Linked DNA regions of Homo sapiens: region 2 is linked to region 1. Evidence: chromatin loops called from intact Hi-C (ENCODE). Cell type or tissue: Caco-2. All regions are shown on one strand.

The links. A loop is a pair of places that touch in the nucleus more often than their neighbours do. Peaks named below come from ENCODE experiments on the same cell type or tissue, not always from the same donor. Only the 100,000 strongest peaks of a DNase experiment are listed, where the experiment ranks them.
Region 2: it touches region 1 in a loop (16-fold over the local background); 25 of 110 quality-filtered maps call a loop at or near these places.

Annotation. Positions count from the first base shown.
Region 1 is chr14:39,105,028-39,110,027 of GRCh38, reverse strand. It overlaps LOC105370459 (a long non-coding RNA gene), which reads left to right. Exons shown (of 2, transcript XR_943771.3): 2 at 1-205. It also overlaps the pseudogene PPIAP4. Among named protein-coding and RNA genes, the nearest start is that of SEC23A, 4.3 kb to the right of the region's middle. In Caco-2, no CTCF peak of the experiment used is centred here; no DNase peak of the experiment used is centred here.
Region 2 is chr14:39,415,256-39,420,255 of GRCh38, reverse strand. The region is part of intron 1 of FBXO33 (F-box protein 33); the gene reads left to right. Among named protein-coding and RNA genes, the nearest start is that of FBXO33, 15 kb to the left of the region's middle. In Caco-2, no CTCF peak of the experiment used is centred here; a DNase peak (open chromatin) is centred at 3,075.

The DNA.
Region 1 (5,000 bases):
ACTAAGAGAGAATGCTGACTTGATGTCAGAAAATCAAGACAAGGTCTAGTTTAATTATGGAACATGAAACAAAAACTTTACTCCTCTTTTGAAGTAAAAATGCAAATCTGTTCCGTTTTAGAGTGGGATTTCCCTCCTTTGTTATATGGCTTTTAAATTACTCATGTTCTTTACAAATCAAATAAATAAAAGATAAAAAGAAAAATAAATATGCCAGTAGATATTCATGTTTTCTTTGGGCCACTGTAAATGGTTTAAGGGCAAATCAACAAATTTCATTTGTTTAGGTTTTTTTTTGAGACGAGTCTCGTTCTTTTGCCCAGGCTGGAGTGCAGTGACGCGATCTCGGCTCACTGCAAGCTCCGCCTCCGGGTTCACGCCGTTCTCCTTCCTCAGCCTCCGGAGTAGCTGGGATTACAGGCGCATGTCACCATGCCCGGCTAATTTTTGTATTTTTAGTAGAGACGGGGTTTCACTGTGTTAGCCAGGATGGTCTCGATCTCCTGACCTCATGATCCGCCTGCCTCGGCCTCCCAAAGTGCTGGGATTACAGATGTAAGCCACTGGGCCAGGCCCCTCATTTGTTTAGTTTTATAAAATTAACTCTTAAATTCTGGGATTGGTCAGAGTGACAGAATGAAGAGATATTGGAGTATATCACTGTTGGGGCACTCTGTGGAATAGAGAAGATTGCTATTTGGGCCGAGCGTGGTGGGTCATGGCTGTAATCCCAGCACTTTGGGAGATCGAGGTAGGAGGATCACTTGAGCCCAGGAATTTGAGACCAGCCTGGTTAAACCCCATCTATACAAAAAATACAAAAATTAGCTGGGCATCCTGGCACACACCTGTAAGTCCCAGCTGCCCAGGAGGCTTAGGTGGAAAGATCACCTGAGCCCAGGAGGTCGAGGCTGCAATAAGCTGTGATCCTGCCACTGTACTCCAGGCTAGGTGACACAGTGAGACCCTGTCTCAAAAATATATATAAAATATAAAATAAACAATTGCTATTTGAACAAGAGTTAGAAAATCTAGTCTTGTCAGCATTTAAAGAGGAAAAGACAGGCATGAAATGAAAACTCAGTGTTGTAGGTTTTATTTGTTATTTAGTTTTTATTTCATAATTATAAACTTAACTCTGCAATCCAGCTAGGCATGGACGGAAACAAGGAAAACATGGAACCCAAAGGAAACTGCAGTGAGAGCACAAAGATTATAGGATACTGCGAAAAAATGGGGTGAAGGCGTGCTCTATTGAGCTACAGACAGAATGGTCTGGTGGTTAAGATAAAAACACAAGTCAAACTTATTAGAGTTATCCACAGTCAGCAATGGTGGTCTTGGTCTTGCCACTGGACCCAAAGCACTCCATGGCCTCCACAATATTCATGCCTTCTTTCAACTTGCCAAAGACCACATGGCCTGCCATCCAACCACTCAGTCTTGGCAGTGCAGATGAAAAACTGGGAACTGTTTGTGATGGGTCCAGCATTTGCCATGGACAAGATGCCAGGACCTGTATGCTTTAGGATGAAGTTCTCATTATTAAATTTCTCCCCGTAGATGGACTTGCCACCAGTGCCATTATGGCATGTGAAGTCACCACCCTGACACATAAACCCTGGAATAATTCTGTGAAAGAAGGGAACACTTATAATCCAATCCTTTCTCTCCAGTGGTCAGAGCATGAGTTTTCTGCTGTCTTTGGAAACTTTTCTGCAAACTGCTTGAAGGAGACACGGCCCAAGGGCTCGCCGTCAACCACGATGTTGAAGAACACGGTGGGGTTCACCATGGTTGATAGTACAGGGCTCCGGCAGTGGTGTCTGCAAAGCCAGTGTTGTAGGTTTTAAATGAGCATCAGCACCCTGGCCTAGGGTGTTGTTAAGTGTGCCACTTCTCTTGTCCTCACATTCATTTGTCATGTATGGGGATTAGACTAAATGATCACAAAGGCTTGAGTTTACTATTCTGTAATTTCCATGTGACTTATTAATTAGCCTTATTATATTTAATACAATTGTAGTCATTATGAGTGCAGAATAGAGGATCAGACAGATGTTATTCCGTGAATATAACTTTAACACACTACTGGTGCTGAAAATTCAAAATTATAAGAATCTGAATATTGCTTTTTCAAGTGACTACTCCAAAAATAGTTGGCCAGTGCCTTAACCTGTCACTATCTGAACAAATGGAAGAGAATCCATGTTAGAAAAAACTACAAGTGCTTCATCAATACTAGAAAACAGAGTAAACCTAAAAAGGAAAAGTAGAGGTGAAAGCTCCATCTGGTGGTTAACATCTACAGTTCCAAGAAATTGACATTATACTTCACTGACTGTAGTACTGGAACCTCAGTTTAGAAATACCTGTGGGTTCTGAAGTAGGAAGATTACTGGCTGTTACGTATTAACTAATATTTAATGGTGGAAGGCAAAGTCTTTCATAGGGTGTTTAGAATACTTGACTCAAGATAATCCCTGGGAAAAAAGTTGCAAGGTCAAATATCTTTAAGAAATGTTCTTGGCTATACATGTCTTTATTCGACCACATAATCTTTCCCTCTCTTTTTAGTCTCTGGCATTTTAAGAAATGCCAGTTTGAGGAAATAGTGAACTTAGGAGTATTTGCTTTTAAAAGACTTTCTTTTGAAGGGAGCTTATATGAGATTTTATATTTTTTACAATCTCTTAGATGTTCTGACCTTCCTTTCACAGGAGTTAAAAAAAATTCCATTCCCTTTCTACTCTTCCTCAGGTTGAAACCTCGTAACCAGCATACTGGAAAAAATTATAGGTGTGGTAGTTCATACCTATAATCCCAACACTTTGAAAGGCCAAGGTGGGAGGATCCCTTGAGTCCAGGAGTTCAATTCCAACCTAGGCAGCATAGCAAGACCCCATCCCTATTTAAAAAAGCAAAAAAAGCCCACGCCTGCAATCCCAGCACTTTGGGAGGCCGAGGAGGGCGGATCACGAGGTCAGGAGATGGAGACCATCCTGGCTAACTCGGTGAAACCCCGCCTGTACTAAAAATACAAAAAAATTAGCCAAGCGTGGTGGCGGGCGCCTGTAGTCCCAGCTACTCGGGAGGCTGAGGCAGGAGAATGGCGTGAACCCGGGAGGCGGAGCTTGCAGCGAGCCGAGATCGTGCCACTGCACTCCAGCCTGGGGGACAGAGCAAGACTCCGTCTAAAAAAAAAAAAAGAAAAAAAGGGCCAGGTGCGGTGGCTCACGCTTGTAATCCCAGCACTTTGGGAGGCTGAGGTGGTCGGATCACTTGAGGCCAGGAATTCAAGACTAGCCTGGCCAACACGGTGACATCCCTGGAATTATAGGCGTGAGCCACTGCGCCAGCCTGACTTTCATCTTTTTTAAAGCATAGCTTGGAATAATTGATCAGTAAGGATGAAATAATTCTATGGATGATGAAGTAGCAGAACGTTTCAACATACAAAAAAAAAAATTAGTAAATCCCACTATGTGTCCTAGATGTATAAGGGTCCAATGGATCTATATGGGAATTGTAAATAGAATGAGTTTTATTCTATTTTTTAATTTTATGTATTTTATTTTTGAGACAGAATCTCACTCTATCGCCCAGGCAGTGGCACAGTCATGTAATGGCACCATCACGGCTCACTGCTGCCTTGACCTCCCTGGGTTGAGGTTACTCTCCCACCTCAGCCTCCTGAGTAGCTGGGATTAAAGTCACACACTACCACGCTCTGCTAATTTTTCTATATTTTTGGTACAGATGGGGTTTCACCATATTTTCCAGGGTGGTCTTGAACTCCTGGGCTCAAGGGATCCTCCCCCTTCAGCTTCCCAAACTGCTAGGATTACAGGTGTGAGTCACCACATCTATTTTTTTAGAAAATAAATTTTCTCTTTGTTGTTTGGAAGACTTCTACGAAGGAACAAAAAATCATGAAATATCAATCCTTAAGAGTAGAGCCCAAAAACAAAAAAACAACCCTGAAAGGCTAAAGTTGGGTCCAGTAGATCCTGATCCTGATAGTATATCCAAGGATTAAAGCCATTCATCATTTTTTTTTTTTTTGAAACGGAGTCTCGCTCGGTTGCCCAGGCTGGAGTGCAGTGGCGTGATCTCGGCTCACTGCAACCTTTGCCTCCTGGATTCAAGTGATTCTCCTGCCTCAGCCTCCTGAGTAGCTGGGATTACAGGCGCCTGCCACTGCGCCTGGCTAATTTTTGTATTTTTAGTAGAAATGGGGTGTCAACATCTTGGCCAGGCTGGTCTTGAACTCCTAACCTTGTGATCCACCTGCCTCAGCCTCCCAAAGTGCTGGGATTACAGGTGTGAACCGCTGCGCCTGGACTTAAAGTCATTCATCTTAAAGCACATAAAGACAGATGCAACTGAGTTTGTTATGCATCCTAACATCTATTTCATTGTAATAGGGAATTAAAACCTTTGATCAACTGAAAACAAAGGAATGATGAATTTTTTTTTGTTTTTTTTTTGAGATGGAATCTCGGTCTGTCGCCCAGGCTGGAGTGCAGTGGGGCGATCTCTGCTCACTGCAGGCTCCACCTCCTGGGTTCACGCATTTCTCCTGCCTCAGCCTCCCGAGTAGCTGGCTCTACAGGCGCCCGCAACTATGTCTGGCTAATTTTTTGTATTTTTAGTAGAGACAGGGTTTCACCATGTTAGCCAGGATGGTCTTGATCTCCTGACCTCGTGATCTGCCCACCTCGGCCTCCCAAAGTGCTGGGATTACCGGCGTGAGCCACTGTGCCTGGCCAGGAATGATGAGTTTTTGAAAAGACTTCATTGAGCTGGATGGTAAAGATGCCTTTCTGGGAACCATGAAATGAATGAATCTACCAAAGGTACTATGCTTTGATTTATTCCTCGCTGGATTCCAGGATTTCTGTGGATCTTCTCATCAATGTTGCTATGGTCTGAATATTTGTGTCCTACCAAACTCATAGGTTGAAATCTTAACTGCTAAGGTGATGGTATAGGGAGGT
Region 2 (5,000 bases), 310 kb before region 1:
TCTGATTTTTAAAACCAAGTTTATTTTTAAAACCTTTATTTCTACTCCAAGAATCTAATAAGCCCACAGATATTTAGAACTTAACCACCATAACTTTTCATGTCATTGGCACACAATATACATATTTTAGTAATTAAATAAGCAAAAAGTAGGAGAGCAGTCTGTAGGCTGTTTCTAAGTTGTAAGTGCTTAAGGATGTGCTTTAGCTCGAGATCTGGAACTCATTACTTTTAAAAATACTGTTAAGGACAAAATTAAGTAGAAGAAATTCATTCTCTTTTGATGATAGTATATGGCCTTTTGCATGCTTTAGAAAGATTATCAAGCACTGTTTATGACTTTGTGATATTTCACAACACATTTTAGGATTTACATAGGGACTAGTAAATAGCTTATATCCTATCAGTATTACCAAAGGAATCAAAGTACATTAATTTGAAGAATTAAGATGAAAGAAGAAACTTTCTAGCCAACTGTAATATTTTTCCAGTATTTTTTGTTACATGTCTTTTAAGCAAGTGTTATTTGTGGACATTCTGCGGGAAATAACCCTATTGATTTCTTTAGTTCACTTGCTATTCAACAATAAATAAATGAATGAGTAAATAAACTCAGGTTACTGAGTTCACCTTAATTAAAAGGATTATGTAGCACAATTCCCTTATTTATTACTGGTGTAGTCTCCTGGCCTCAAAATGAGACATCTGTTTATTACCACAGCCCAGTAGGTTCTGTTCCAGTGTTGCTGCCTAGATGTTCTTCTCAGTCTCTTTACTATCTGAAACAATAATGAGCCACCTAGAGGCTATATGCAGTTTCCTTGGCTTTACCATGTGGTCTATAATCTAATTTCAACACCATGTATTTGAAAGCTGCCCTTGAGTTGTCATTTTTTTTATGGTTTTCTAACTTTTAAAGTTACTGTTTTCCATATCACTTAATACATTTTCATTTTGAATTGAAAAATAAGTACCTAAAAGCGTTTTTTGCAAATGTTCATCCTATACTGCTCTGAAATACGTGAGTTATAATTTTTCCTATCACTTGAATGAAAGCATTGTATTCAAACACCTGGGTTAATTACAAGAAATATCACTTAGTGGAAGTTAAAACCTCGATTCTCTACCTTGCTGTACTTTAGTGTTGTAGTCTGAAACAGGTCACTTCAATTTCTTCATCTACAACAGGAGAGGAATGAATTCGATAATCCCACAAATCTTCTGGCTTTAAAAGTATATCTCTCATTACATATATAGGGAAAGTTTGTGCATGTATTGTGAACCATACTGTAAAGGGATTATTACCATTTTGTTGCTGCAATTAGAATTTTTGTTCAGTTCCCTTTGAATGGCATATTTCTAACATTGGTAGAACATTTTAAATTATTATATAGCTGGAACTATTCCAGAGAGTATCTTTACATTAACTTGTTAAGTTTTACTGTGATGCAGTTTGTTTTTTTTTTGTTTTTTTTTTTTTTTGAGACGGAGTCTCGCTTTGTCACCCAGGCTGGAGTGCAGTGGCGCGATCTCGGCTCACTGCAACCTCTGCCTTCCGGGTTCACGTCATTCTCCTGCCTCAGCCTCCCGAGTAGCTGGGACTACAGGGACCCGCCACCACGCCTGGCTAATTTTTTGTATTTTTAGTAGAGACGGGGTTTCACCTTGTTAGCCAGGATGGTCTCAATCTCCTGACCTCATGATCCACCTGCCTCAGCCTCCCAAAGTGTTGGGATTACAGGCCTGAGCCACTGCGCCCAGCTGCAGTTTGTTAATTTTTTTAACGATTTTGAAGTAAATTAAGTTCTTATGAACTTAAAGGCTATGTAAAGCAAATTTGACATGTTTTTCTGAGTTCTTAAGTAATATGTGCTTGTAATAATAGAAAATTTGAGGCTGGGCACAGTGGCTCCGGCCTGTAATCCCAGCACTTTGGGAGGCTGAGGCAGGCGGATCACGAGGTCAGGAGATCGAGACCATCCTGGCTAACACGTTGAAACCCCATCTCTACTAAAAACACAAAAAATTAGCCGGGTGTGGTGGCAGGCACCTGTAGTCCCAGCTACTCGGGAGGCTGAGGCAGGAGAATGACGTGAACCCGGGAGGCGGAGCTTGCAGTGAGCAGAGATCGCGCCACTGCATTCCAGCCTGGGTGACAGAGCAAGACTCCATCTCAAAAAAATAATAATAATAATAGAAAATTTGAAAATTACAAAAAAAAAGTCCACCAGATATGATCACTGGGTAAAATGTGATGCATCCTTCTACAAAATTGGGATAACAGTCTGTGTATGGTTTTATACCTTTTTCCATTGATTATATCATGTATTTTTTCACATACTCAAAAATCCTGTCATGAGGGCACGATGACAGAGTAGGAAGTCCTAGCCTTTGCTCTCCCATAGAAACATCAAGATAACAATACTTGGGCCAGGCGTGGTGGCTCACGCCTGTAATCCCAGCACTTTGGGAGGCCGAGGCGAGTGGATCATGAGGTCAGGAGTTCAAGACCAGCCTGGCCAACATGGTGAAACCCCATCCCTACTAAAAGTACAAAAATTAGCTGGGCATGGTGGTGCATGCCTGTGGTCCCAGCTACTTGGGAGGCTGAGGCAGGAGAATTGCTTGAACCCAGGAGGTGGAGGTTGCAGTGAGCCAAGATCGTGCCATTGCACTCCAGCCTGGGCAACAGAGCAAGACTCTGTTTCAAAAAAAAAAAATAACAATACTTGTACTAAAATACCTTTATAAGAAATGCAGAATCCAGTTAATAAGTTGTAGCACCCAGCCACATACATAACTGAGAAACCATGATAGGTAAGGAGAGCAAATTCACTTTGCCCACATCAGCTTCTCCCGCAAACTAGCTTAGTTCAGAGCAAAGAGAATCACCCATGACTTCTCCCACATTGGGAAAGGAAAGAATGGAGCTTGCACTTGGCCATCTGGCCTCCTGGCATTTCAGTGCACCCCTGCCAATTTCTGTCTCACCTCATATCCAGTGCTGAAAAACTGATAGAGCCCAGATGCCTGAAACAACTGAGAACAAAAGAAGGGTGAGTGGCCTCCTACAGATGGCACTGTTCTGCAAGATTGGGAAAAGGCTTGGAACCTTTCCCTTTAGGAGGGAAATGAAGTGAGCCTTGTCTCTAACCTTTCAGTGTGGTACCCAAAGGGCTCGTTTCCATCTCAATTCATGCCACCTACTAAAGGACTGGTGGAGCCTGGATGCCTGTGACAACTAGGAATAAAGGGAAATGAGTGGGTACCCTCTACAGCAAACAGTACTCTGTGAGACTGGAAAAAGTACTGTTTCTTCAAAGGCACAGACAACAATGCAGCCATACAAGGAACATGGAAAATCAAGAAAACATGACAGAATCTAAGGAAGAAAATAATTCTTTAGTAACCAATTTAAAAAAAAGTGGATGTATTAATTACCTACAAAGAATTTAAATTAATCCTCTTAAAGAAGCTCACTGAGTTACATGAAAACACTGGTAGAAAACTAAATGAAATCAGGAAAAGAATATATGAGCAAAGTAAGGATATTAACAAAGGGAAACAATAAAAAAGAAACAAATACTGGTGCTGAAGAATACAGTAACTGAACCGAAAAATTGACTACAGGAGTTCAATAAGCAGCTGACAATCGATCAAGCAGAAGAAAGAATCGAAAACAGGTCATTTTTGAAATTATCAAATTAGCAGAGCAAAATAAAAAGAATGAAAAGGAGTGAAGCTGTGGAATTCAATCAAGCAAAGATAAGGAATGGACAACCCAGAAGTAGAAAAGGAGCAGAAAGCTGTTTCAAGAAATAATGAGTGAAAATTTCCCAAATCTGGTGAGGGAAATGGATATTCAGATTCATGAAGGTCAAAGAGTGCCAAACAGGATGAACCCAAAATGGTCTACACCAACACATATTATAATCAAATTGTCAAAAATCAAAGACATAAAGGTAAGTGAGATAAGCGCTGAAAGAAAAGAAAAAAAAAACTGTCAACCAAGAATAGTGTACCCAGCAAAGCTATCCCTCAGAAATGGAGTGAAAGATTTTACCAGATAAACAGAAGCTAAAGGAGTTTAATCATTTCTAGAACTGCCTTACAAGAAATGCTAATGGGAGTTCTTCAACATGAAACAAAGGAACAATAAATAACACAAAGCATATGACAGTAAAAAACTCACTAGTGAATATATAAACAAATAGAGAATAATATTGTATTGTACTACTGGTTAATAAATCACTGTAACTCTGATATAAATGTTAAAAGCCAATGGTATTAGGCCGGACACCATGGCTCACACCTGTAATTCCAGCACTTTGGGAGGCCAAGGCAGGTGGATCACCTGAGGTCAGGAGTTCAAGACCAGTGTGACCAACATGGTGAAACCTTGTCTCTACTAAAAATACAAAAACTAGTCGAGCATGGTAGGGGGTACCTGTAAACCGAGCTACTTGGGAGGCTGAGGCAGGAGAATCACTTGAACCTAGGAGGCAGAGGTTGCAGTGAGCCGAGATCACACCACTGCACTCCAGCCTGGGCAACAGAGCAAGACTCTGTCTCAAAAAAAGAAAAAGCCAACAGCATGAAGAATAACTCCAATAATTAATTGGTGGATATGTAATATTAAAATACATAAATTAGAACATCAGTAGCAACGTATGCAGGAGCAAATGTGTACAGTTTTTGCATACAATTATATTATTATCTTAAAATGCACTATTATATATACCACATGGTAATCATACAGCAAAAACACATACAGGCATACCTTGTTTTGTTATGATTCATTTTATTGCACTTCACAGATATTATGTTTTTTTTACAAATTAAGTTTGTGGCAACCCTGCATCAAGCAACTATATTGGCACCATTTGTCCAATATCATGTGCTCACATTGTGTTTCTTGTTATATCTTTGTTGTTCTTGTTGTTGTCGTCGTCATTTTCTAGAAACAGTGTCTTGCTCTGACACCCGGGGTGGAGTGCAGTG